5 separate regions of the Mus musculus genome follow, and regions 1, 2, 3 and 4 are each linked to region 5. A link is a loop called in an ENCODE intact Hi-C map of the cell type or tissue named here. Cell type or tissue: heart. All regions are shown on one strand.

The links. A loop is a pair of places that touch in the nucleus more often than their neighbours do. Peaks named below come from ENCODE experiments on the same cell type or tissue, not always from the same donor. Only the 100,000 strongest peaks of a DNase experiment are listed, where the experiment ranks them.
Region 1: it touches region 5 in a loop (1.9-fold over the local background); 2 of 42 quality-filtered maps call a loop at or near these places.
Region 2: it touches region 5 in a loop (2.0-fold over the local background); 5 of 42 quality-filtered maps call a loop at or near these places.
Region 3: a loop joins it to region 5, with 6 times the contacts of the local background. A loop is called at or near these places in 2 of 42 quality-filtered maps.
Region 4: it touches region 5 in a loop (2.6-fold over the local background); 2 of 42 quality-filtered maps call a loop at or near these places.

What each region holds. Positions count from the first base shown.
Region 1 is chr6:50,980,561-50,985,560 of GRCm38, forward strand. The region is part of intron 2 of Gm38809 (a long non-coding RNA gene); the gene reads right to left. Among named protein-coding and RNA genes, the nearest start is that of Gm38809, 7.1 kb to the right of the region's middle. RefSeq lists enhancers at 511-1,770, 3,407-4,250. In heart, no CTCF peak of the experiment used is centred here; no DNase peak of the experiment used is centred here; H3K27ac peaks cover 3,903 bases.
Region 2 is chr6:51,147,645-51,152,644 of GRCm38, forward strand. The region is part of intron 1 of Gm32328 (a long non-coding RNA gene); the gene reads right to left. Among named protein-coding and RNA genes, the nearest start is that of Gm38810, 4.1 kb to the right of the region's middle. In heart, no CTCF peak of the experiment used is centred here; a DNase peak (open chromatin) is centred at 2,667.
Region 3 is chr6:50,806,360-50,811,359 of GRCm38, forward strand. The region is part of intron 4 of C530044C16Rik (RIKEN cDNA C530044C16 gene); the gene reads left to right. Gm31455 (a long non-coding RNA gene) reads right to left here. Exons shown (of 5, transcript XR_869068.3): 3 at 4,832-4,961; 4 at 1,353-1,468. Among named protein-coding and RNA genes, the nearest start is that of Gm31455, 13 kb to the right of the region's middle. In heart, CTCF peaks have their summits at 602 (motif pointing left) and 1,954 (motif pointing right); a DNase peak (open chromatin) is centred at 1,382; H3K4me3 peaks cover 378 bases; H3K27ac peaks cover 1,154 bases.
Region 4 is chr6:51,034,179-51,039,178 of GRCm38, forward strand. The region is part of intron 3 of Gm46959 (a long non-coding RNA gene); the gene reads left to right. All of the region lies in intron 1 of Gm31746 (a long non-coding RNA gene), which reads right to left. Among named protein-coding and RNA genes, the nearest start is that of Gm31746, 25 kb to the right of the region's middle. In heart, no CTCF peak of the experiment used is centred here; a DNase peak (open chromatin) is centred at 2,613.
Region 5 is chr6:51,101,534-51,106,533 of GRCm38, forward strand. No RefSeq gene overlaps it. Among named protein-coding and RNA genes, the nearest start is that of Gm32190, 3.4 kb to the left of the region's middle. In heart, no CTCF peak of the experiment used is centred here; DNase peaks (open chromatin) are centred at 1,888 and 3,028; H3K27ac peaks cover 1,378 bases.

The DNA.
Region 1 (5,000 bases), 120 kb before region 5:
ATCTTTCGTCCCTGATGCGTGCAGGACACATATGAGTCATGAACTGCTCTCACTTCTGGTGTTGAGTTATTCAGGCATGCAAACCCTGCCTGTTGCAGAATGGAAGTTTAGAGACAACTGCTCCAGAAGATCTGAAGGCACAAGGCTTCCCGGGGACACCATCAACTTCTCTCTCTAGTGAAGCGCGTGTTTTCCATCCACAGTCCCAGGAAAGTGGAACTGGATGAGCACAGCTTCTTTAGGCTTGTGCTTTTGTATATCAGTGTCATGGTTCTGCCCTACTAAGCCTTTTTGCCTTGAAAACGATAGCACAGTTATCTGCACACATCTCTCTGCACTTTATGGTCTGGTGTTCCCATAAAGATGACAGGCAGAGCATTTCAGAAGCCTTGGGTTCTCAGGCCATTTCCTGTGGAAGCAGAGAAGAAGGCATCAAAGCAAACCCTGACTGAGTCTCACTCTGCCCCATCATGCGGTTGGTTCAAGAGCGAGCAAGACAGTTTCTGGGGCAGCAGTGAAGCTCCTAGAACTAGTGAGCAGTAGCTGCTGGAAGGCTCCCTTGCTACTCTTAGGAGCTGGCCCAACATCCTTCCCACTCTCCATGGTGTGTGTGTGTGCTCTGCACATGGGTTTATCTCTAGGCTTAAAATATGTGGGAATCTGTCCACATCTCTGATTAGAAGACCATCTTCCAAAGAAGCGACTCTGGCATTTAGATGGCAAGCTGCATTTACTTAGAAGCCAGTTGAAAACAACTGAGATTAAGCCGGTGTGAGAAGATGCCAGTTTAAGGATGCCAGTTAGGGAAATGATTTGAATTGTGTGCTTAAAGACATGGACTGATGTCAGATCTGAATTCAAGTCCCATCCTACAACCCTGCAGCCGTAGGCAAATTATCTGACCTTTCTACCTCAGTTTCCTCCCCTATACATTAGGAATAGAGCCCTGCAGGCCTGGCTCTCCTCTAGTTGGGCACAGAGGCTCTGCCTCTAAAGCAAGATCTTGCAGCACTTCTGCAAAGAATGCATCAAAGACCCATAGAACCAAGGAGGGGGGAATCCTCTTAGGACTGTTAGGTGTCCCTTCATAATGACATCAACAAACAAGAAGTACTAACATATATGTCAAACATACATGAGATTGCCCATTTACTCTCAGCCACAGAGAGTCTAAGCTTAATGTGTTTAGAAAATCCTCAGGGCCCCTATGCATCTGGTGTTTGCCCTGCCCCCCTCTTTCTTTCACTCTACACTCCATCTGACAGCTAGAGGAGGCAGGGGGCTCAAGTTTCATGGCTGGGCCTGAGGCCCTCCAGGTATATTACAACTGGTCCATTTCATGTGAAATCTTCCAGCTTGACCAAGAGTCAGTGACCTCAAGCGCAGCCATTTAACCTCCATTACTTGGTTTATATTGGTAATATTTACATGGGAACTTGATTAAAGCTGACCTTTGGAGAAAACAGAATTCAATGTGTATTTGAAACCTCTCCTCTTTCTCCAGCCCATGTCAGGCGTCATCTGTTTCGCTTCTCCCCTAATTGGTGCACTGGCCTCCACTGTGTCTACCTCTCCCCGAGGGTTCTGCACTGCTTTCCGTTTGGGTCTGTGCCTTGTCGCCCACAAGCAGGCTTAGAAATCTGCAGGGTTAGATCCCCAGCTTGGTTGCAGTTAAAGACAGTTTGTTTTAAATAGATCCTTCCACTCTGTGTTGCAGAAAAAGCTCCAAGGAATCTTTCCCACCGTGTGTGTCTCAGCAGGACTGTGGCGGTCCCTGTCACAAGGACAACCAAGGTCCATGGGAAAGGAAAGCAACAGCCATCGCTTCAGAGTGCAACTTATCTTCCAATATCAAAAATCTTATCCATATTGCTTTTTAGTGCAGGATAATATGTCTGTAAAACTGAAAGAGAGGCTATTTGACAGCATGTTTGTTTGCTGACGCGTCCAGATGCTTAACCTGGTCTTAAGAGACTAAGTTACCTTCTGAGAGTGCTAGAAAGTCTAGAACGGATACATCTACACAGAACTCTAAATCTTAGAGGTGTGTGTGTGTGTGTGTGTGTGTGTGTAAGAGAAAGAGACAGAGACAGAGAGACAGAGACAGAGTCACAGAGAAACACAGAGACACAGACACAGAGAGACACAGACACAGAGAGACTGAGAGCATGGGAGTATGTGTGAGTCTGTGTATGTGTGAGAGTGAACTGTGTGAGTGTGTAAGTGTGAGTACCTGACTGTGTGTATGTTGGGGGGAGAGGCATAGTTAGGAGTCACATGTGTATACACAAATGTTCCCCATGCATTGGGAGGCTTGGATTGCTTCAAGCTTTCTTAAGAGTCTTTGCAAAGTCACAGAGCCTCTAAGCCTCCCAGAAAAGTAGATATTTTGTCCCAGAAGCTAAATTAGGTAAGCTTTAGCTTGAAAATGTGCCCTGGGGCGGGAGAAAAGCAGACAGAGAATGTCAAGAAGCCACAGTGAGCATGGCACCACTGCAGATGTCTGGTCAGTTCAGACAGAATGGGGTCACTTTGGAGGAGGCTGTAGTTGAGAGGGCTGGGTGTCTAGGAGCCCTCGGGTCATAGCTTCTACGACAACTGCATATTCTGAGGCATAGTTGGCATGGCGTTGCCCCATGGAGATTAGAAGGGGGCTTTTAGTTATAGAGTTCTTCCCCATGTCTCAGGCATACAGTGTTACCAAACTTTTATCACAATGTCATGAGACTGGAACTGTCATTCCTAGCATCTAGATGGATTTGGAGATTGACAGTTCCCTCAGGTCATACACAGAGAAGAATGTAGCATGGTCCATTCCAAAGCACCAGGGATGACATTCACACAGCCTGGCTGTTTTGTGCCTTTGAAAGCTGAGAGTCCAGGGACAGACTGTGCAAGCTGTAACCAAGATTGTAGTAGTGTGAGGTGGACTTCAGCAAGTAGGAGCCTTTCCTGCACACAGCAGAGGGAAAAATTCAAATTATTGGGAATAGCATGACACATTTAATTTTTTTTTCTTTCCAAACCATGCTTGCTTTGCTTTTCCTAGCCAAAGACTCTCCTTCCCCTTATCTAAACAATCAGAGAACTCTGTTCTCAAACCCCAGCCGTCTCGGTCGGGGAAGGTTATTATTGGCTTGGTTAAACAAAGTACTTGTTTATAATAGATATAATAGATGACAGAGTCATTTTGAAATTACACAGTTGGTGTAATAAAACCAGTTAAAACCTTATTTAAAAAATGTCACAGTTGGTCAAATGCATTCGTAGTGTGCGGTGTAGTTTTCTGTCTCCTCACAGAGGAATAGGAGTGTATTCTCAGTTCCCAGAGGGAGCAGAGGATTAGCCGAAAGGGGTAAACCTTCTGCTGGCTTTTCTCCTAGCTGATCTATATTTCCATGAATGGAATCAAGGCTTACTTAACCCCTTCCCGGGCCTCCTCTTAGCCAGTCTTTTTTTTTTTTTTTTTTTTTTTTTTTTTCACTATCGCTCAATTGCAGAATTCTCAAAATTCAGGGGCAATGTAAGAAATGGCATTATATAGAGCATGTTTTAGAGGCTCATGTAGAAATTACACACCGGAGAAACCAAATACTCACAAGTGGCAAGCATAATTACTTCTTTCTCTTGTTGATAGTCCCAAGATTAATAATAAAGTAAAAAATGTGCCCTGGGTGGCATTTTTTGACTTGTGTGATCACTACACATACAGAGCAGTGATGTGCTCTGTGCTGAAATCCCTCACACACAGCTGTGTCTACCCTGGATGTGCTGCTGGTGGGTGACTTCATTCTTTCCACTAGTGATGCTTTAGCCAAGGGTTTGAAGTCTGGATTCGCCAGCCTGACTGTGCCTGCTCAGACGGACCATCTCAGAACTGTACCTGGGCTTTGCCTGCAGCTCCGAGATGCCACCTCTAATCCACAGTCCTGCCATGAATTTGTTTTTTTGTCATAAATGAAGCATGGGGCTATGCCTTAATTTTCCCCGCTGCCCTCTGTCAAGTAATAACCATAAATATTGTCCTGAATCATTAAGTCACAACCTGAAACCTGATCCTGCCCAGCTCCCAATCAGACGGCCATCTGGGGGATGAAAGGAATCTATCTGGGTTTTGGAATGATCCAGACTCTAATTTGTAGCAACAGTCTTAACAGGCTGTTTCAGAGACATTAACCAGCAGCTTGTCTCAGATTCTCAAGGAGAGCGAGCGCATTGTCCACAGTTGGTGACATTCACTTCAGGGAGAACTGTGGACCGGAGCCGCTGAAAAACTGCCAGGCTCTCTGGCTTTCAATCAAACGCCACACTCTTCCACGGACACTAGATTTCTACCCAAGGGCAAGGATATATGCATGCCAGTGCACGCACACTATATCTCTGGATATTTTCCATGTCAGAAGGAAAGCAAACATTTCAAGAGAGGAAAACAAACTGCACCGTCTACGGGCAAACAACAACGCTACATATATAATTTTTCCTACCACCCGGAGGTTACTTTCCCAAAGAAAATAAATCCTATTGTTTTTGGCTGTAGAATAAATTTGTAAACACACACACACAAAAAAGGGAGTCAGAGTCAGTATCTAAAGTCTGGCTATGTCACTAAAATACAAGTACATGCCTGATTTAGAGGACCGCTGGCTAACAAATTACATTAAATAGCTGAATATCTGAATTGACAGAGAGTGAAGCAGCCAAGTCTGGAGATGCCTTTCCATGTCCACTCTACCTTGTGTGAAAGGAAAGCCCATCCTAGAAACCCAGAGTGTATGGCTGCCCTTCTCCTCAACACCCAGAGTGTATGGCTACCCTTCTCCTCAAAACCCAGAGTGTATGGCTACCCTTCTCCTCAAAACCCAGAGTGTATGGTCACCCTTCTCCTCAAGTTCTATATACTGTTCCAAATATCCCAATGTAGTCTCCACACTGCGTTATATTTAACTTGTGAGCATGTAAACACTTGATATTAAAATTGAGCTGTTTATGTGCAAGGAACT
Region 2 (5,000 bases), 46 kb after region 5:
TGAAAGACAGCTAAGATGGGTACATGGGAGGGTTTAGGGAAGGAAGGGGAGGGGGACATGATATTATAATCTCAGAAAGAAATGAAAAAATAAGATTTAAAAAAACATGCTATGTATCCCAGCCACCTTGCCTCTGAGTCTCCCCTGTATAAGATCTTCACAGATGCTAAGTCACTGGCAATCTCTGGCTTGAGATCTGAGTCCAGAGAAACTTGGCAAAGACTGGAAAGACCTCGAGAGAGAAACTCGGGAGTGTCTCCGTCTCGGTGGCCTCCCTGTTTCCTCCCAACCTCCAGCTCTAGGAAAGGCTTAGAAAGGACTTTAATTTTAAAGGGGAGATTTCTAATTTTAAAGGGGGAATCTCTAACTTTAAAGGGGGATTTCTGAAGATCATCTGATGCAAGTCGACTGCTTCCTACTCTTCTTTCTGCTTATCTTCAGTGCCCACCTGGAGCCAGGGATATGTTTTTGTGTGGTCCCAGTCCCGTTTTATGGGTCATTCCTGTACCCTGGGATCCTTCAGACACTTCAGTTACAGAAATTACCATGCACTGGGTCCTTTCGGGTTGACAGGACTGCTTTCCTTACTCTTGGGTCTGAGCTGTGTTTGTTTGCATAGGAAATGTACTCTTAACATGCAGGCTGGGTTTCAGCGTCCACTTAGCTTTAAAAAAAAAGGATCAGGCGGGTGGGATGGTGGATGGTGTAAAATTCTAAGAAGGAAGGGGGCAAAAGAAGGGAAAAGAAAACACACCTTCAGAAAAGAGTTTTGTCGAGAACAAACTTGAAAAAGCAAAGGCTATTTTTCCTTCTCCTCCATAAGGCAGTCTTCTTGTTACCGAGTGTGAACTCCACTGTGGGTTGGGAGGGTCACAGCGCATAGCCTGTGTCTACTGTTTATACTCTGGGCTTTTTTTTAACTGTTATCTTTTCAAAGTAAAATTAGACAACCGTGTGTTCCCCAGACTATATCCTATTTGTTTGAACAGGGAATGCTAATATTTTTGTACATGGCCTGTATCGGCGTCAGGAAAAACTCAAGTCTGGTGGTTGAGACAGGCTCCCTTAAGCTCTGGGAAGCTCTCTGGCTGTCTTCTAGGACTCGGAGATTCACAGTGACTTTTGAATAATCATTTCTGAGGCTTTGGGAACTGTGTATTGGTTAAGAAGAGCGGTTATCCTTTCTGTATTCTTCTTAAACATGTCGTTTCATGAGGATATTATCCTTGATCACTGTCCTCTTTATGCCACTCTCTGCGTGCTCTCTGCTGTCTGTCGAGCCTACTACGAAATCAGTTCCCCAGGTTCCTTGCCACATTCATGTGATGAACACGCCTGGTCAGTCGCCCACAAGATCTCTGTCCTGTTCACCTGCATTCGTTAATGACATCATAGTCTCATCTCTACCTGTGCCTTTGAGCACCCTCTTGCCACCAGAACCCAGTCTTCCTCTGGCCTCTAGATCTTATGCCCTAAAAAAGGGGGTTTGCAACAGAAACACGTTACTGGTAAAACGGGTTCCCATGGGAACAGGAGGTCTCTAAGATCTGTCAACCAAGACCTCCATAGCCAGGACTGAGCCTTTAAAATTACTAAGAGGGGATCTGGTAGTTAGAGCTCAGGCTCCTTTCTCAGAACCTCCTATTCAATGCCTGTACCCAGGCCTTTTATGCTGCATCACTTTAAAGCCTACTCAAAAATGAATAAATAAACCGGATATTTAAGACTATGATAATCAGAAATTAGGTTAAGATCCTGACACTAAACAACCAACCAGACCAGGATTGGATGGCTAGCTACTGGACTCCAGTCTGCAATTCAGATTCCCCAGATGTCGCCAAAAGGATTGCCGGTTGCCCTCTGTCAGAGACCTTTGGAATGGCCAGATCTTGAACCACAGATCTGGAAATGCCTCCAGTGTAGTTTAAGTCTGGAGTTTAATCACAGTGCATTGTATGCTCATCTTTGATTGAGTCATTTTCTAGCAAGGCTTTGAAGGCCATGTGAAAACACCGGAGACATTTTCACACAACATTAAATGAAAATAAAAAGATGCAAAGTTCTCCCTAAATTATGGTTATGACTATAAAAAAATTAACAAAGAGAATATACTGTAAAGAACTGCAAAAGGGCTTTTAGGGTGTGAGACTGCAGACAGTTCTTCCCTGTTGCACATTCTTATAAACATATTTATGAGTGATTATATTTATAAATTTAAAAATTAATAAAAAAATTTAATTAAAATTAAATTTTAAAATTAATTATTAAATTAAAACTGAAACCTGTTTAAAAACAAAACAAATCTGCTTGCTTATCATTTTTAACCATATAAACTCTCTTTAGTAATTTAAAACCATAATTTTCAAGATGGTAAAAAAAAAATAACTATAGTTTCTGATCTATTTGGATCTTACTAATATTGCATCAGAGTTTTGCACAAGTTTGTTTGAGACTGACTTATCAGGTCAGGACACTCCTAACATTACTAAATTAAACATGTTGAAGGTTTGAGGCCAGTTGGTTCAGATCTCAACTGAGAGCAGAAGAGAATGATGTCACCCGTTTCTGGGCCATAACAACCCTGAAAACTGGCTCCAGACCCACTTACCCATCTTGGAATGAGCAGACCCTAGTTATTCTCCAGAGAAAATGTAAGCTGGAAACTTCTGCTAATGAGTGTGTATTTATACCCATGGCCAAGAAGGCCCTGTGAGAGAAAACAATAATAAAATCAGACCATTAAGTGCTTTTCTGTGGTCCCCCTTGGACAATTTCTTGAAAAACAGCAATCCCTCTGACTTTTGACTTCTAGAATCCCGTTTTGGAGCCCGTCTCCTCTTGTCTCACATCCATCATCACGTAATAAGCCCAAATGAGTGAAAACATGGATTTCATCTCTAAGAAAGTTTCTTGTGAAATTTAAACTTTGGCCAGTGTGGGCTCCAGCCACCCCCAAACCATCTTTCTGGACCCCACGTCACCGCAGTCCATCTAAGCGCTCAGCAGAGTCTTGTCAGCCTCTGTTAATAAACACAGTTCCAGCTTACAAATTCAGTCACGTGGAAGAGGCCAATGCTTCAAATGGCAAAACCACAACACGGAAAGTTCATGTAATTTGAATATTAAACAACTGTCACTCAGCTGTAATACTTTCAGTTCCACAACAGCAAATGACCCCCTTAGTACAAAAAGGAACAGGACTCAGCCGGCCTTGGAGCTTTTTCCAACTTAGGGCTTTCCATCACCCATCAACACCACACAAAGGTGGGTGTAAGAGCTCAATTAGACATGAGAAGAAAGAAGAAGACACCAAGATAGTAAGATTCCAAACCGAAACTTTAGCCAAGTATTGTCTACCTTTTAAATCCTCCAAATTGAGTGAGACTTGGGCCTTCCAGGCTGCAGAGCTGGACTGGAACCTTCCAAACAAGGCTTGCCTTGGCCCACATTCATAGTAGCACTATTCACAACAGCCAAAAGGTGGTAACAAGTGCGAACAGATGGGTGGATAAATGAAATGTGGCACAAATAACAATGGGAGATCATTTGGCCAAAGAAAGAGTGAAGCTCTGTTTTGTTTGTGTGTTATTAATAACACACTACTGTTTTGCATAAATCTCTCCTTGGGAGAAGATGATGAACCATAACTTGCTGAAACACAGCTTGATTCAATTCTAGGCTCAGCATAGAGATTAACAAAAAGCCGGCACACTCCCACCCTTTGAAGTGCAACAATGCAAATGAACATTGAGAGGCTGTGCTAAGAAAAACAGAAACAAGAACAAAGGTGGAAAAGAGCCCCTCACAGAGACAGGAAACAGTGGATATCCTGGAACAGGAGGAGGGCAGGAGAAAGTTTTTATTAATGAACATAGTTCAGTCAGCAGGATGCAAAATTTCTATAAAGTTATAGTGTTAATGGCTGTACAGTGTGGTGAGTAGACTAAATCCTACATAATTGTCACTTAAAGACTGTTAAATGGCTATTTGTATTCATTTGGCAATAACAAATTAGAAAGAGGCTGAAAGAGCACACACTTGGGACAAAAATAAACAAACAAACAACAACAACAACAACAAAAACCTAAGGCAATTTAGATGGCATCATGTGCCACTGTGCCACTTTCTATACATAGGCGACACTTCGCTCACCTTGAAGAACTTCTAGGTCTTGTGTCAGATTTCCTGTGGGCGGGTGAAAAGATCAGAGTTCAGGGCTAGAGATCAAACTCAACCGAATACAAACGCGTTGCTCAGGTTACCCTCTGAAAAGAGGACACCTGGTGTCCTTTAGCCCAGTGACCTGCATCTCATAACGTCAAGATGATGAGCTGTTCACTCTTTGCTCGCATGGAGGATGTGAGTTCCACGGCCTGAGCGCATCACGTGCTCACTGGGCCCTTCTCTCCAACCCCTTATTCATGCAGCTGGTTCCAACCAAGATAGGCATCCTCTGCGACAGACAACCACTTGGAGTCGGGACAGATCCTGCAGAGGGCACGGATGAGCCAGGCACTGGACAAGGGAGAGCGTGAAGATGGACGTTCTATTCCAATTCTGTTTTACACAGTTCCTCCCAGGCACTGAAGTCACTGACCAGGGAAGGTTTGAAAGTCTATGTCTCTCTCACTGACGCCTGTGTGTTCAGACGTGACAAGCTCGTGTATAATTGGACTGTCAAGGAAATATAATTTCTAAGGGCTCAGGCTGGATAAGCTCAGGGTTTCCCACAGTGCCCTCCAAGCAACATGAGCTCACAGAGATAACACTCATGGAAAGGGGTTTCCCACAGGACCCTCCAGGGAACCTAAGCTTCCCCTTAAGATGTAACCCTCATGAAAAGGAATCTGTGATCAGTTAACTTGGGGAATTGGGCTAAGTGAAATGCCCCCATGTTTTACCTTGCACTTGGTCATTGTAACCCTCTCCTTCCCATAAGAATACCGCCCAGGCCTCATTTGTGCCGTACTTCCTCTGTGTGAAAGCGACCAATAGGGTAG
Region 3 (5,000 bases), 300 kb before region 5:
TTATTTTCCCCCAGACTTTTCTCAGTAAGCCACCCTTCCCAGGTCTGTGGGGTGCAGGCCTGGGTCTCTCCTGTTTTGCTCTGAACCTCACTTCCAAGTAGCTGCACTGCTGCTTGGCCTGTCTTCTGCACTGAACCCCCTCCCTTCTCCAGCTCAGGGTGTTTGGCTGTGCCTCAGAACCCTTCATGGGCCATACAGAGGGGTAACAGGAGTGATAACATTACCATCAAATTCCTTGCACCTTTAAAGGGGACAACAGTCCTCAGCCTAGGTATGCGCACGAGGGGCAGTGGGGGGGGGGGGGGGGAGAGAGAGAGAGAGAGAGAGAGAGAGAGAGAGAGAGAGAGAGAGAGACTCAGAGCTCAGTTTGTCTTTCACCGCCCTCTGCTGGTTGAGGTGGGGACTTTTAAAAAATCAAAGAACTGAGCTGAGAACTATGCAGTGGACTCTGATATCTGCAGGAACTTGGTAAGACAAGGGTGGGATAGGATGGGGGTGGGGTAGGGGTGTGGCCAAAAGTTTATATTTTATGGAGGAACAAAGTGATGTTAAGAAACCTTAAAGCCACTGTGTCTGAAATAGAAGCAGTGTTGCACAACCGGTTCAGTCCGATCCGCAGCCCAGGCGCCACCTGGTGCTGAACTTTTTCTGTCCATGCCCAGGTACCTCTTTACCACCCAGAGACAGAGGGAGTGGGAAGCAAGAATGCACAAATCCTTTAAACATGGGGCTACGTGGGGACAAAAGAGCCACAAGAGATTGAGGTCTGGCTTCTATCTTATAGCTACAATAGTCTTTTAGTGCCACCCAGGCGTGTGACAGGCCCCCTCTTTCTAATCTGTGAAGGGCTGTTCTCTGCTAATTTAGAATGGGGAGTGCAGGCTTTGTTTCCAATTTGTGTCCCGACACACCATCTTGATAGTGAGATGGGTGCTGACATATATTTTTATTGCAGAGATGAGGACCAGAGATGTGAGACTCTCGTGGCTACACAGGGCATAGAGATACTCACATCTTATTCCCACCATTCATGGGTGTGACTGTCAGGGAATCACTGGCAAAATGAACCCTTGCCAGTGGTGGCCAGTAAGGAAGCGGATGGGAGGCAAACTCTTAAGAAAGATGGGATCCGTGTCTCCCAGAGAGGTGGGATTTAAATAAACAAAGCAAGACAGAACCCAGGGGCAACGGGGGCCCCGAGAGAGCAGTGCAAATACAGATGTCCAGGGCCGGTGTACCGAACAGAGCAGAGGAGGGAGGTGGGGGCCAGGGCAGGACAGCTCTGCTCAGCAGTAGCTCTGGGGGTGAGCAGTTGTGAGCCTAGCCTGTGGGGAGCTGGGAGGGAAGATTACTTCTCTAAAGGTTGGCAGATCCTCTCGTTCCCATGACGTAAAGGAAATCGTGGAAACTTTCTGTCTGGGACAGGATCCAGGCACTCGAAGTCCTTGCCAACACTGTGATTTCTCATCTGTATGTTTGAAAGGAAGTTAAATAAATACGAGTTTTAATAATCTCTCTCATCGCTGACCACTGCCGTGAGCGCGACGCTGTGCTAAGCACCTCCGGGGCATCATCTCCTTTACCCTCCAGTACCTACAGGTCAGGCATGATTATTATCCTCATCTATGGCAAGGGGATTCTAATGTCTGGTGACACACAGGTGTACTAGCTAGTTACGAGTCTAAGTTTTAAGTGTAAACTAAGAATTTTGTTTCTCTTCATCCCATACCCCTGCTGTAAATGGCAATCTTCAGAGAACCCGCCCCCCGGCCCCCCGGTGTGAAGTGGATCTGATTTTTCCTACTGTGAGGCAACAAGAGGAGCCTTCAGAATTCCTTTGAGTGTTCTTAGGACACTTAGGTAGGTCTAACAAGTCTCTTCCCCAAAAGATACATGTGTTGGTGAAAACAGCTCAGTTTTTGAAGAAAAGGGAACCTACCTGCAGTTCTCAAAATGACCAGACGGTGGCAGTACACCATCAGTGATGCCATAACTTTTTTTGAGGTTTAAAGTTTGAGAAAACTGAATGCTGAATAGGTTTTTATGGGGACACAGAATTTTCGGTGCTAGAGCTCATTAAGCAATGCAGATAAAAATGGATAGCCTACAAAAATTTAATTTCTGTTTTCAACAGTATTTAGTTCATTGTTCAAAGTTGGTGATGCTATAGCTATCTATCCATCTTTAGGGTGAGCGTTGCCTTAAAGCTGATGGAGCACCGCCTAGAAAACAAAACAAAACCCTCAGTGCAGGGCTTAGGAAAGAATGTCCTACAAGGAGAGGGATGCTAACCTTGGTTTAAATATAAATTAAACCCTCATCATCTTTTACAGTTAAGTGAAACTTCTCGAGACAGCGGTGAAAGGTCTCCCTTCAGATATCCAACCAGACTTCACCTGAGGGGTTTTTCTCTCTGGCTTTAACTTTGTATGCCCCCCCCACCCCCCAAGCCTTTGAAGTGGTTATTTTAATATTTGTTGTGCTAGTGAAAGGGCCTGGTTTTAGTCTCTGTTCGCATTGCATTTCCAGGCCAAACATTTGATGTTTTTGCATCGCTCCCTTCCGGGGACCACGACTCCACTTTGTTTTATGACCAGAGCTGAAGCCAGCACCCATGACCCCGGAGAAGGGGACTGAGTTATTTATCCCCTCGGACGTTTCATTAAAGCACGGTTCATCTCCGCAAACAGTGTTTCCTAAACATGCTCTCTGATTACACAGAATGTTTTGCCTGTCCAGCTAAGCCATATTTTTTTAAGGGACATTTTTAAACACGCATGTTCAGGAACTCGAGCACCCGGTGGGGCGGGGGCAGCCCGGTGTGCAGCATTTAGAAGTGGAGTTGCTTCCTAATAAATACACAGCGGGGTCCTACAGGCGTGGGAGGTCCGTTCATATTTGTGGGAGTTAAGAGCATGGATTCCAAGGGAATTCAGAGTACAGACACTTAAAATAACACCAGTAAAGCTACATTAACCGCAGTGCCCTCAACACGTTGCCTTGAATGTGGTGCAATTTTTATTAGGTGAGGTTTTGTATGTTAAAGCCAGAAAACAAAACCAAACAGAAAAGCCAAAGAAACGGGCAAAACTTGGGATAATCCCTCTGTAAATATTTAATGAGAAACAGAACTGAGGTAGGTCGCCATTCATCTACTTTGATAACAGAGTCTGTGGAGGCTCTCCTAGTGGACTCTGGGGCAGCAGGGCAGATCTCCCCTGGAGCAGCTCATCCAGGCTGTGGCTAACACTGACATACTGACACTTGTCACGTTCAGCCGGATGGCAGCTCATGTGGGCAGGACACGTTTGACCAGAATTCCCCAGTGTCCCTCTGGAAGGGAAGTGGGTTATGTTTCGTGACCAGGGTTATCTTTATTTACTCATGTTCAGGTCAGCAGAAGAAAACGCACTGCATTAAAGTGTCGCAGGGCCATCATCCCCTCTGCTTCACCAGCCTGGGTTTCTGTTCTGGATCCCGTCTGCCTCCCACTCCCACCCCCACCCTCCAGTCCTCCCAGGGCAATCCTAGCTTAGCAGCTGCCAAGAAGTCAGAAGTGGCTGACCTGCAAGCCCCTTAGAGTCACAGCCTGTGTCAGGAACAAAGAAAAGACTACCTCATGTCCCTTGCAGATGCACTGAGAAATCTGAGGTCACTCTGTGAGGATACATCTGATGCCCTCCGTTCTCCTCTATCAGACTCCTTTACTGACAACCGAGACCCCTCACAGTGTCTTTTGATTATCAAGTGAATGGGATAGTATTTCCAAGGCCTTTCTGTAGTAAACTCTCATCAGCCTGATTCTCAGATAGAGTATGAACTTAGAATACTGAATTATGAACAAAACAGAGAGATGACTTAACTGAAGGAGGCTCTAACGAGTATGCGTATGCTTTGACAGATGTAGAGTATTTTTGATTTTGGATTTTTTTCCTTTGGGGGAAAATATTTTATTTACTTTTCTTATGTCCATCTGATAGGCATTATCAATAAGTGGAAAGAATTAGCTTTCACGGATTCCATGGTGAATGGTAAGTGTGGTAGATACATTTAACCTGACTGTATCATGATACGTATTCATGATTAGTGAATTGTAGTGTTGTGGTTCATGTCTTAGTCTTTCAATAGTAACCATAATACCCTAGTATAATCATTAGATGTACTATCTAAAAAATGGAACTGTTGGCAAAGCCCACCCCCCATCACACACACACACACACACACACACACACTTCCTTAAAGCAGAGCTTACCCCTGTGTTCTTAGCCACCACTGAATTTTTTTTTTTTTTTTTTTTTGCTCTCAACTTTCACTAAATAACTAGAGGTGGCCACCAGACAATAAATTCTCCTTGATAGCCCTTCCCATCTCCTTCAAGATGTAGCACAGCACAGCTTGCTCCTGAGAAATTTAAAACGCTTTTGTTTGTTGTGTGCTGTGGCTTAAATTACCTCCCAACTTCTTTTTTCCTAAGTAGCTGTAGCTGATGATAGAGAGAAACAATTGGATCGCTCTGGAGACTCTACCACTTTAAAATATATTTTCACCGCCCTAATTCCCCTTTGAAATAACGTTTCTGTTAGCAATTAAATAAAGAGTTTAAGAGGGAGTGTCACGGTGTCTATAAATAAGCTTGAGAACATCATTTATAAAGAACCATATTTTTACAATCTCATCCCCACTAAACAAAACAACACTATCTGGCACCTGCGCACTGAATGTCTCATGTTGTTCTTATTGTAGAATTTCCCCTCTCCTTTTGAGATTGAAGATAATTACTGAATGTGATAGAAACTTTATAGCCATTAAAAATAGAACAGAAAAATATTACCAGACGGCAAGTTGTTCAGAATAAATAAGAAACAGGACTCGGGCTCTGTCTGAATACTGCTCAACGCTGCCTGGTTCTGTGGCGGCCTAGGTTTCCTTTCTCTTGATTCTGTAAAGGAGTTTGAAAGAGGCTAGGAAAAAAAATGTGAAATTGTTGCTTAGTTTTGTGG
Region 4 (5,000 bases), 67 kb before region 5:
GAAGACAATAAACTTTATGTTAATTGCATTTTGCCACAGTTAACGATGGTTAATGTTTGGAAGGGAGTGGCATTCTTTTACACTTTTGCAGATCTTACAACTGTCTAGTTTAACAAACTACGGTGAATTCTCTTACCCACTCCTGATACTCAACCCATTGTCATATGCTGCTGTGATTGAAGTTACACAGAGCTTATGCAGCATCAGGAATGCTGCTTTCTAACACGAAGAGGCCTTTGGACAGACTTTTCAAGTACGTAGAGGTATACAGAGGGCTACGAAGAGGTGCGAGTTCACCAGAACTTGCCAAGCGGCAGCTTCTTAAAGATTACTTAAAATGTGGCCTCTGAAGCCATGGAGCCAAACCATTGCTGTACAGTCACAACATAAAGCCAAACCATTGCTGCATGATCACAGTGCAGAGCCAAACCACTGCTGTGTGATCACACCAAAGAACCAAACCATTACAGTATGGGTACAGTCAGGTCCGTTGTCCACCTTGGACTTTCATCCACACGTGGTTTTGTAACTTTAAGCGCAAATACTAATTCTCTCTGCTCTATAAGTTTTCAGACTCTGGCACATTCTGTTTTACAGAAGAATCACAAGTGGCACAGAGTCATAAGCCAACATGTCTTCTCAGCTCGTTGGCATACTCCTCACCCATTCTGAAGCTCACAGGCGCATGATGGCGAAACCAAATTGTCAAAACTTCCAAACTTCTTCGGGAAGCTCAATTTTTAATCTTATCCATAAACACTATCAGTTATGTTCTGGACACAACAAGTTCACTCAGTTTATTCATGCAAATAGATCGATAAATCTGAATATCCAAAGTTTTTCTGTCATTCCTACAAGTAAAACTGGAGCCCCATGGGAGACGCAACACCTCCATTCACAGCTAAATCCACCAAGCTGGTTCTTTTCATCAAGGCAGCAATAATTTTTCTGTGAACAGGACAAGGACTTTACAAATTGAATCTTTTTTTAAAATGTGAACTTAGGGAGTATGATTTAAGAAAATAAATATTCTATTTTGTTTTAATGAATATTAATATTTTACTGCTCCATGAAGAATGCTATTGGGTGAAACTGGCTTTATTTTTTTTCCTCCCTTCACAAATTCATGGTGGAGAGCTGCATCAGGGCGCGCGCACAGTGCCTCTGCCTTGACTATACCAGTTCTGTTTCTGAGGTGTTTACATCATCAGTTAAAAAAAAAAAAACAGCCCCATGGACAAGGTAAAACAAAGTAAACACAAACAAAAGAAAACCCACCATTGTCTCTCAGTATCCATGGGGAACTGATTCCAGGATCTCCGGTGGATCTCAGATCCAAAGATGGTGAAGTCACAATGATGAATCACAATGTTGTGTGCATATAGCCCCCACACATCCTCCTGTGTCCTTAACTGTCTCTTCATGCCTAGTATACTACAGTGTAAATGCTACCCAGTTGAACTACATTGTTTAGAGAGGGGGGACAAGACATGCTGGGTAGAGAAGGCATATATCCAATCTACTGTTATTTGAATCCTCAGTTGTAGACTATCCAGATCCAGAGGTCGACAGCACATTGATCCCATGGGTTTCTAGAAAGAGTGCCATGAGCGTGCTGGGAGTGCCTCAGAGCTACAGTTCCCACTGAGAAGATGACCCTGGAAATATTGTTGAGCAAGTTAGTAAACTCTGGTTTCCTCTTCTCTGAATGGGAATCATAATAACCGTTCCCATGAAAGTGCGCTTGCGGAAGAACTGAGCCCTGGTGGTGGAAGATGTGCCAACCTCAGCACCTGTCTCGCTGTGAGTGAAAAGCATCAGCCTTCACTGTAGTTTGCTGTTCCTACAAGACTCAGCTCACCTTTACCTCCTCAGGAAAATGCCATCAAGTTAAAAAAAAAAAAAAACTACCCTCTGGTAAACAGCACTGAGAGAGACCTCCCCTTTGCTGTGATGTTTCCACTTTGCAAGAGAAGATCAAATTGAACAACAAACTGTTAAAGGCACGGTGCCTAAACATGGGATGACATATAAACATTGCAGCTGCATCTGTACTACCAGGCTGATGCCAGAGATGCCTCAGTCCCTGAGTATTAGAGCCGTCTATGACATCTTTATGTCAGCAAATGGTGTGTTGTAATGTTTGAACAGTTTATTCCAAAACAGATTCCAGATCTATTCTAGACAACCTATTCTCGAGAGAAAACTAAATGAGCACGTTAAGCATTGAACAATTAAACACTGTTATGTCCTTCAAGCCAGCTATTGAACATTTCACAGAAGCTTGGGTGTGTGTGTGTGTGTGTGTGTGTGTGTGTGTGTGTGTGTGTGTGAATTTTCACTTTTTCTCTGTCAGGGAATTTATAATGGAAAAGAGAGAGTCCCCAGCTGCCATTCACATCATCTCTTAATTAATGAGGTTGCAGGTCTCAGCCTCTTGAACCAGAGACAGCAGAAACTCCCTATGAAATGCATAGCTCTTCCACTCTCAGAAGCATCCAGACTATGGCTGGGTTTCCAGGAATGAAATAGCTGGGAAGTTGCTGCATTTGTCCTATTTCAAGCTGAGTGTGTAAATAATAAAGGTCAAAGTTGGAAAACAAGGCGGGTAATTCCTTGGTGACCAGCCAGACTCCAGTTCCCATCATTAATTCATATGTTGATAGACTTCCCCAGGAAGCCTGAGAACATAACAGAAGTAACTCAGCTTCCCCCAAGAGAAAAGGCCTCATGGATTTTTCCCTTGGCAGATTCATTTCTAATCACATAGCAGGAAACTATTATTAACATCTGGATATTCAAAAAGAGCCACTGAATTATTATTAAAAAAAAATCCTTCAACTCATCATAAGACACAAATGATCTACAGTGTGCACAATCCTTTCCCCGTTTTAGTCAAGAGTACAAATGAAACAATTCTGCATATTTCAGCTGAGGTTACACATTTGTTTTCAATCTAGGAACACTCATGTCTGCCTACCGTACCTCCTATCCCAAGGCAGATATGTCAGCGATGGCTTCTACCCCTCCCACAGTGAGCTTCTTCTTGGTGTACAGTTTTTAGAAGGCTACTGCCAGTACTCATTGGTTCAAAACAGCTGCAAGTTAGAGACTAATTCTGGCTTAAATTCCCTGTGATCAAAAGTCGTTCATTCTTTAGCCAGCCAAGTCATCCTTCAATACTTAATATAGATAGTTCCTTAACATCCATCATCATGACTTTTACAGACCCTGTCCTTTGCCCTCATCCAAGCCCTAGGCATTAGTAGCTGGTGGCACGAGGTAAATAGATGTCACTTCCCTATTTGAAACTTCTCATGGATTCCCTTTGTGATTAAGCCTGATCCCCACCAGGACCCACAGTCTTTTCTTGTTACCTCGGTACAATTAGATCAGGGCCATATGGGAAAAACAAACAAACAAACAAGCACTATTTTTAAAGCATTGCCCCATTCCTGACCCCATTCCCAATTAAGGATGGACAGCTCAAAACCTTGCAAGCGATGCTTACTTAAGAAAAAGCCAACTCAAAAATCTTCCCTTAGGAGTGGATTGTCAATGCTCCATTAAAGTCTGCTCTCCCGCCCACCCTCTTCCCTCCATCAGTTGTTCCAGCCCCTTCTTCTCCCCCTCATTGCTCTGGCCTCCTCTCCACCCAGACTGCCCATTTCAAGGTTCTGCCCAATGCTCTCGGGATTTTATTTTTACTAGTCCAATCTCATTCAGTCTCAAATCTTGGCATAAGGGTCACCTCCTCGGGGGCCCTTTGTCTATGAAGACACATACACATTCCACTAGTGAGTCTGTTTTGTCTGTCTTCCCAAGGGGCTTTCCTTTATCTGGCATGTTTGAACTCCCCAAACCTAGCTGAGAAACTACATCTAGGCCTTCAAAACTTCATGGGAGGAATGTGGGAGATCATTTTTGACAAGGCAGAGCTCTCTTGGCTGATGTTCACTCTGCTGGGATTCAGCATACGTCTCCCAGGGGAGGAACCTATCAGAGATGGAAGGGAAGGAAAGCAGGGAGCTCTGGGTGTTCACAGATTGCAAAAACAGAGGCTCCTAAACCACTGGTCTACGTAAGCAGTGAAGTTGGATATGTCTTATAGATCTACCTTTTGAAAAATTGCCTTCAGAATAAACTGGAGATCCAGGTGCTCAAACTGCAAGGAACGCAGATGGCAGTGTGGCTGGTATCCAGCACCCAAATAGGCAACAGTTTTAACTTTAGATTTTATTGAGTTATTTATTTGTTTGTTTGTGCACACATGCACATATGAGCTTGCACGGGGATGGGGGAGGGGAAGGATCAACCTTCAGGAGTCTGTTCTTTCCTTCCATCTTATGTGTCCCAGGGGGCCAACTCAGGTCATCAAGCTTAGCAGAAACTGCCCTTCCTCCCTGAGCCATCCAGCCAGTCCCACATTGGTAAATTCTTCTCCACACAGTCACATTGTTATCCAGTAAGGAAGGATGGCAGCTGCCATCTTGAAAAGAAGGTCAGGACAAAGGGTAGTCAGGATCTAGTTCTACTGAGCCACGCCAGAGTGGACATAAATGAAAGCTATTGGCGACAAAGGTATCATTAAACCATCATCTTCCAGGTCTATGCCAAGAAAAAGGATGCATATTTTCCAACTCTGTCTTCATCCATGGTATCCTCAGAGGCCAATATTAGGTGAGAGTCTTAGTGTATCAGACCACTCTCAATAACAGCCTTCCCTGTGGTTACCAGAGTCTCCTGTGGGTTACTGGGGGCAAGCATCCCCATGGAGGATGGGAGGGTGTTTTCAGCATGACGTGGGTTTGCTTGCATTTCACAAGGACACAGACTGAAGGGCTGTCTCCCATGAGCCCTTCTCTCTTTCATCTTCCATTATCCTCGCAGGAACTCTTCACTTCTGCCAGCAATTCTAACAACTGGCTTGAATTGTACCCTTTCTCATACCCTCAGTTGGATAATTACCATAATCTTCATTCAAATACCCAGCAAGAAAC
Region 5 (5,000 bases):
GTTTTCAATCAAATATTACCATTACTTAAGAAGTAAAAGGCACAGGGTCAGAACAGAGCTCTTGCCATCTTTTAGCTGATCAGAAAGTGAGTACCCTTCTCCATCCCCCACAGACTAATGTCCCCTTTAATATTCTCACCATGGATGCTTTGGGAGGTGCAGTTCCTACATCCCACTTGCCGATGAGCGCCAGGCTGAGCCATTCATTACATGAAATCATAGAGTTGATTGGTTTTCTTCTGGAAATTGGAATGTTGGGGTTGGGTTGATGCTGGATGTCAGCTTTGTCTGATTGAACAAAGGTTTCCAATGCTTGAACAGTGCAGAACAGAGCCTCAGCGTCAGCATCAAGGGGCCCCTCCCTCATAGTGTCTCGTAGATAGCACTTCCTGGAGTTAGAGGCTAGGAAATTCGGTTGTCTCCACTTCACATGTGCTGCCTCAAGTTTCAAACTCCAAACCTGTACAACTAAATGAAACAGCTCTGGCACACACAATTTCTGCACACATCAACCTGAGTGCTAGTATATCTTAGGATTTTTAACACCAACCCAGAAAAAAAGTTAATGTAAAAAAAATTAAGTCATCAGTACAAAGACTTCATTTTGTATTTTATATAGTCATCCATGTCCCTCAGTGTGGCATTTCTAGAGGAGAAAGGCCTGTGAGCAAAGAATAAATGACATGGATAAGTGTGTGAGTGAGAGACAAGAGACACGCCTGTCTAGTGGCAGGGAGAAGGAAACAGAAGTCAAACTTTGGCCTAACCAGAGGTTTTCAGCTAGATTTTCTCTTTGTCCCAACCCAGTGATATTGGAAGACATTTTTGACGGTAGCATCTGAGAATGGGAACATACCATAATATAAATGTTTGCACATCTCCTAAACCCATGTTGAAATTTTCCCTCTTTGGGTGATATGTGAGGAAGCTAGGCCTTTGGGAGATGATTGGGATATATGGCTAGAGTTTCCTGATTTGAGATTAGTGCCCTTATAAAAGAGGCCTGACCAACTTTGGTAGCACATGCCTTTAACATCAGGTACACAGGAGGCTAAGACAGAAGGACTGCACATTTCGAAGGCCAGCCTGGGCAGGTTAACAAGACCTTTTCTCAAAATGTATAAAATAAAAATGGTCTGAGAATGTAACTCAGAGGTAGAATCCTTGTCTGTCGTGCACAAGGCTTTGAGTTTCATCTCCAGTGCTACAAAATAAAGGTGAGAAAGCAAAGGAGGCTGGAGAGAAACCTTGCATCTCTTCCACTGAGGTTGTCTTTTCCCAGAGTGCAGGTTACTTTATCTTAGATATCAAAGCCTCTAGAAATGTAAGAGACTAAGGAGTTGTTCTTATACCTGATGCATAGTGTTTTGTTATACAACAGCCCAAATGCACTAAGACTGGGTGTAGCTGTCACTTACTGGGTAACAACAAGGAAGGGCACTAAACATCCACTGAGCCCAGGAAGGGGCCCTGGGACTGAGTCATTTGCCCCAAAGACAACAGTGCTTTGTCTGGGAAAGAGGGGAGTGACAAAGGATACCATAAATACCCTAATAAACTTGGGCAGAAATTACACAGATCAAGAATATTCCACTCTGTATTACCTAATCAGGGTCCCTAAAAAGTTCTTAGTCTTTTGGTCTTCTCAAAATGCTCTAAGACAACTACTTAGCAAACCCAGGGCGACTGCTTGGACAAAACCAGAGACAAAACCAGAGATGTTTTCAGAATGTGCCCACCATTCCAACCCCTGCATCCTGTCTGATGAGCTCCAGTCACTTCCCAGACTCTTGAAGTGAACTACAGGCAACTTTCTCTTCCAGACCCAGGAGACAGCACAGGCCTCTCCGAGAAAGGGAAGGCAGGAATGCCAAGTGGCCTGACCCAAGCAGCTCTGTCTTAGGTCATTGATTGGTTCCAGAGCCAGTGTCCTCTCCTCCATGACTCAGCGTCTCTTAAGTGCAATCATTTCTTCACCCTGTCATTGTGGGACAGCGGATCCAAATTTCTAAGGAAATCAAGAGCTGTTTTCCTTGCTTTTACACTGGGGACAGAACACGGTTCCTTTGAAAGCTTTGAAAACTTCCTTGTGTTTCTTCCTTGTGTGACTGCCTTCAAGTTTTCAAACAATAAAATAAAGAATGTTTCCTTTTCTCCTGCTGAACTCCACTTTAACACAGCCCCAGGTCCCCCCTTTTCCTTTAAAAATCTTCACATATCTGCATATGATAAATATTTATGAATGTTATTTATGAATGTTATTATGTTGTTTATTTCTTGACAAAACTTGAAAGCATGTCTGTGTGTGATCTGAAAAAAAATAAATACCAACTATGACTAAACTAAACCAGAAAAATAAGCAGTTACTTCAGATAAAGGATGCAAAAGGTCAACTTTAAAAGCTCAGGGAGTTACTTGTTCAACATACGCAGAGAGGACCCCAAAGGAAAACAGATGCAGAAAGAGAGAAAGAAAGAAAGAAAGAAAGAAAGGAAGAAAGAAAGAAAGAAAGAAAGAAAGAAAGAAAGAAAGAAAGAAAGAAAGAAAGAAAGAGAGAGGGGGGGAGGAAGGAAGGAAGGAAGGAAGGAAGGAAGGAAGGAAGGAAGGAAGGAAGGGAGATAGGAAGGAAGGAAAGAAAGTAAGAAGGGAAGGAGGGAGGAAGGAAAGAAAGAAAGGAAGGAAGGAGCAGGGAGGGCACCTTGTCCTGATTGCCCTACTTGAGAATTCCTGGGGTAAGCACTTCCTGAGACCATCAGGAAGTTGTTCCTGATGGGCCAGGCCTGGGAAAGTCCACCATTAGACAGTGGGCTTCTGGACAAATAGGGCCAGAGGTAGCATGGTCTGGGCCTGGGTCCCAACTCCCTTCTCCTTGCCTGTCTGGAGCTTCACTTCATGGACAGGACAATCAGCAAATGTCTCAGGCGTTCCTGACCAGACTCCAATCCCTCCTTCCTTACGCACATTTCTTTGGAGAATCAAAACCCCACATCTGGAATTTGGCTTTTCGCTGTCACAGGATGTCTCAAATGCTGGCTGCTATTTCTAGAGTTACATAATTTCTTCTAAGGAGCTTTTTTCCTTGCCTTAAAAAGAGAGTGGAAGAGACTGCAGAGGAAATGCCTGTGATACTAAGTCGTAAGTGCTCATCTGTGGTAATGAAAGAGCATTGGCGTTAATGGGCATAGGCTCTGAGGGCTTGCAAGAAACATGACAAAGCAGGCCTGCTGGAAATGACCATAAAAAGAGCCGAAACAAGAGCATGAGGACAAGAGGTAAGCACTTCATGGTGTGCAAACATGGCAGTGAAAATTTCCACATCTCAGAAAAAAATTGAATTGGGGATTTGAGGTATATCTGGGAATTCAGACCATCTCATCCGAATAATATTACCAACTTTCATTTAATAAGTGGATTAACATCAGTAAGCCTTGCCAGGAGATGTCCTTTCACACAGATGCGACTATCTTAGACATTAACACTGGGCATTTGAGGAAAGAATTAAGGTAGCTGTCTTCGGAGGCCAGTTCACAGCTACACATAGGCAGACCAAGATCTCATGAGCCCTGCCAAGAGGAAATAAGCTTTGCAAGCCACTGCCTGGCTTCCTGGAAAAGGGATTCAACGAAATCGCCTTCTTGAAATAACACACAGGATTGGTTTTCCACTTTCTCTGTAAAAGGAAAAAGGGAATAAATATGCTCTAAGAGCCATGAGGGAAAGACTTTTCTCCTTGAGGCTAAAGTTGAGCATTCTGGTGTAGAGGGGTCAAGAAAAAGTAGATTCATTCTTAAATTCTCTATAATTTCAATCTCAGTAGGTTATCCTCTGTTTACTCAGAAAGGGGAGAGAAGAGTTGATAAGAAGATGTTTGGGGGGCAGGGAGCAAGTGTGGTACTGGGTGGCTCTGATATCACTGTCCTGCCACAGTGAATGTCCACTGAGGAGCCCATTCTCTTCAAAAAGCAAAGTATGATGATGAATTTCTATAGATTGTGTGTGTGTGTGTGTGTGTGTGTGTGTGTGTGTATGTGTGTGTGTGTGTGTGTGTGTGTGTGTGTATGTGTGTGCGTGTGTGTGTGTGTGATACTTATAACAGGAGCAACATCTACATTGGTTGTGAGATCATCAGGTTTAAAACTAAGCATTCCGTGACTGCTACTTGGCATTCAGAGTTAACGGGTAGATTCCTGCCCTTACGAAGCTTAGGGTCCAGTTGGGGACCCAAACTCTGATCTGAACAATTACTATACAAAGCAGTCAGCATAGACTCACATCCTGGTAGCAAATTCTGAATTTTCTGAAGCAAGGACAGACACCTAGCTAAGCTTCTGAGGGCCAAACAAGGTGTCATGGGAGAAATGACATTTATACTAACATCAGAACAACAGGAGTGAGTTTACAAAGCAGACAGAGCACTGGGGTAGAGATATCACCTACAAAAGTCCCAGAAATGAAAGTACCTGACACAAGGCTGGTGCAGGTGATAGGCAATAAACAAAAACAGATTCTATAGGCCAAAAATGACAGAAATTTCAATGAAAGGCAAACTGTGCTTTAGTATTTATTTATTTATTAGGTATACAATCTTTATCACAACAAATTAACTCTGACACCAAGTGGACACAAAAATTATGGACAAAATGTAAACGAATGTATTCCGATAAAACTTTATTGACAAAAACAGGTGGCAGGCCGCATACATCTCATAGCCTCTTTTGCTGGACCATCTATCCTGAAGAGAGTTGGGCGCCGTGTTTCTCTGCTGCCTCTTATGCCATGATTTGTTCCCGTATGCATTCCCTAACTCTTTGGACATCCCACCTTTTTGTTAGAGCGCATGAACTTAATGTCCATTTCTAGGCAAAGAAACAGGCTACAACTCTTGAGTGTGAGCAGAATAAAGCCCCTTCATTAAGCAAGAGAGGGACATTGGGTCAACTGTACACAACCCAGGGGGAGACATCAAAGAACTCATCTTCTTTCCCTACCTTTTACTTACT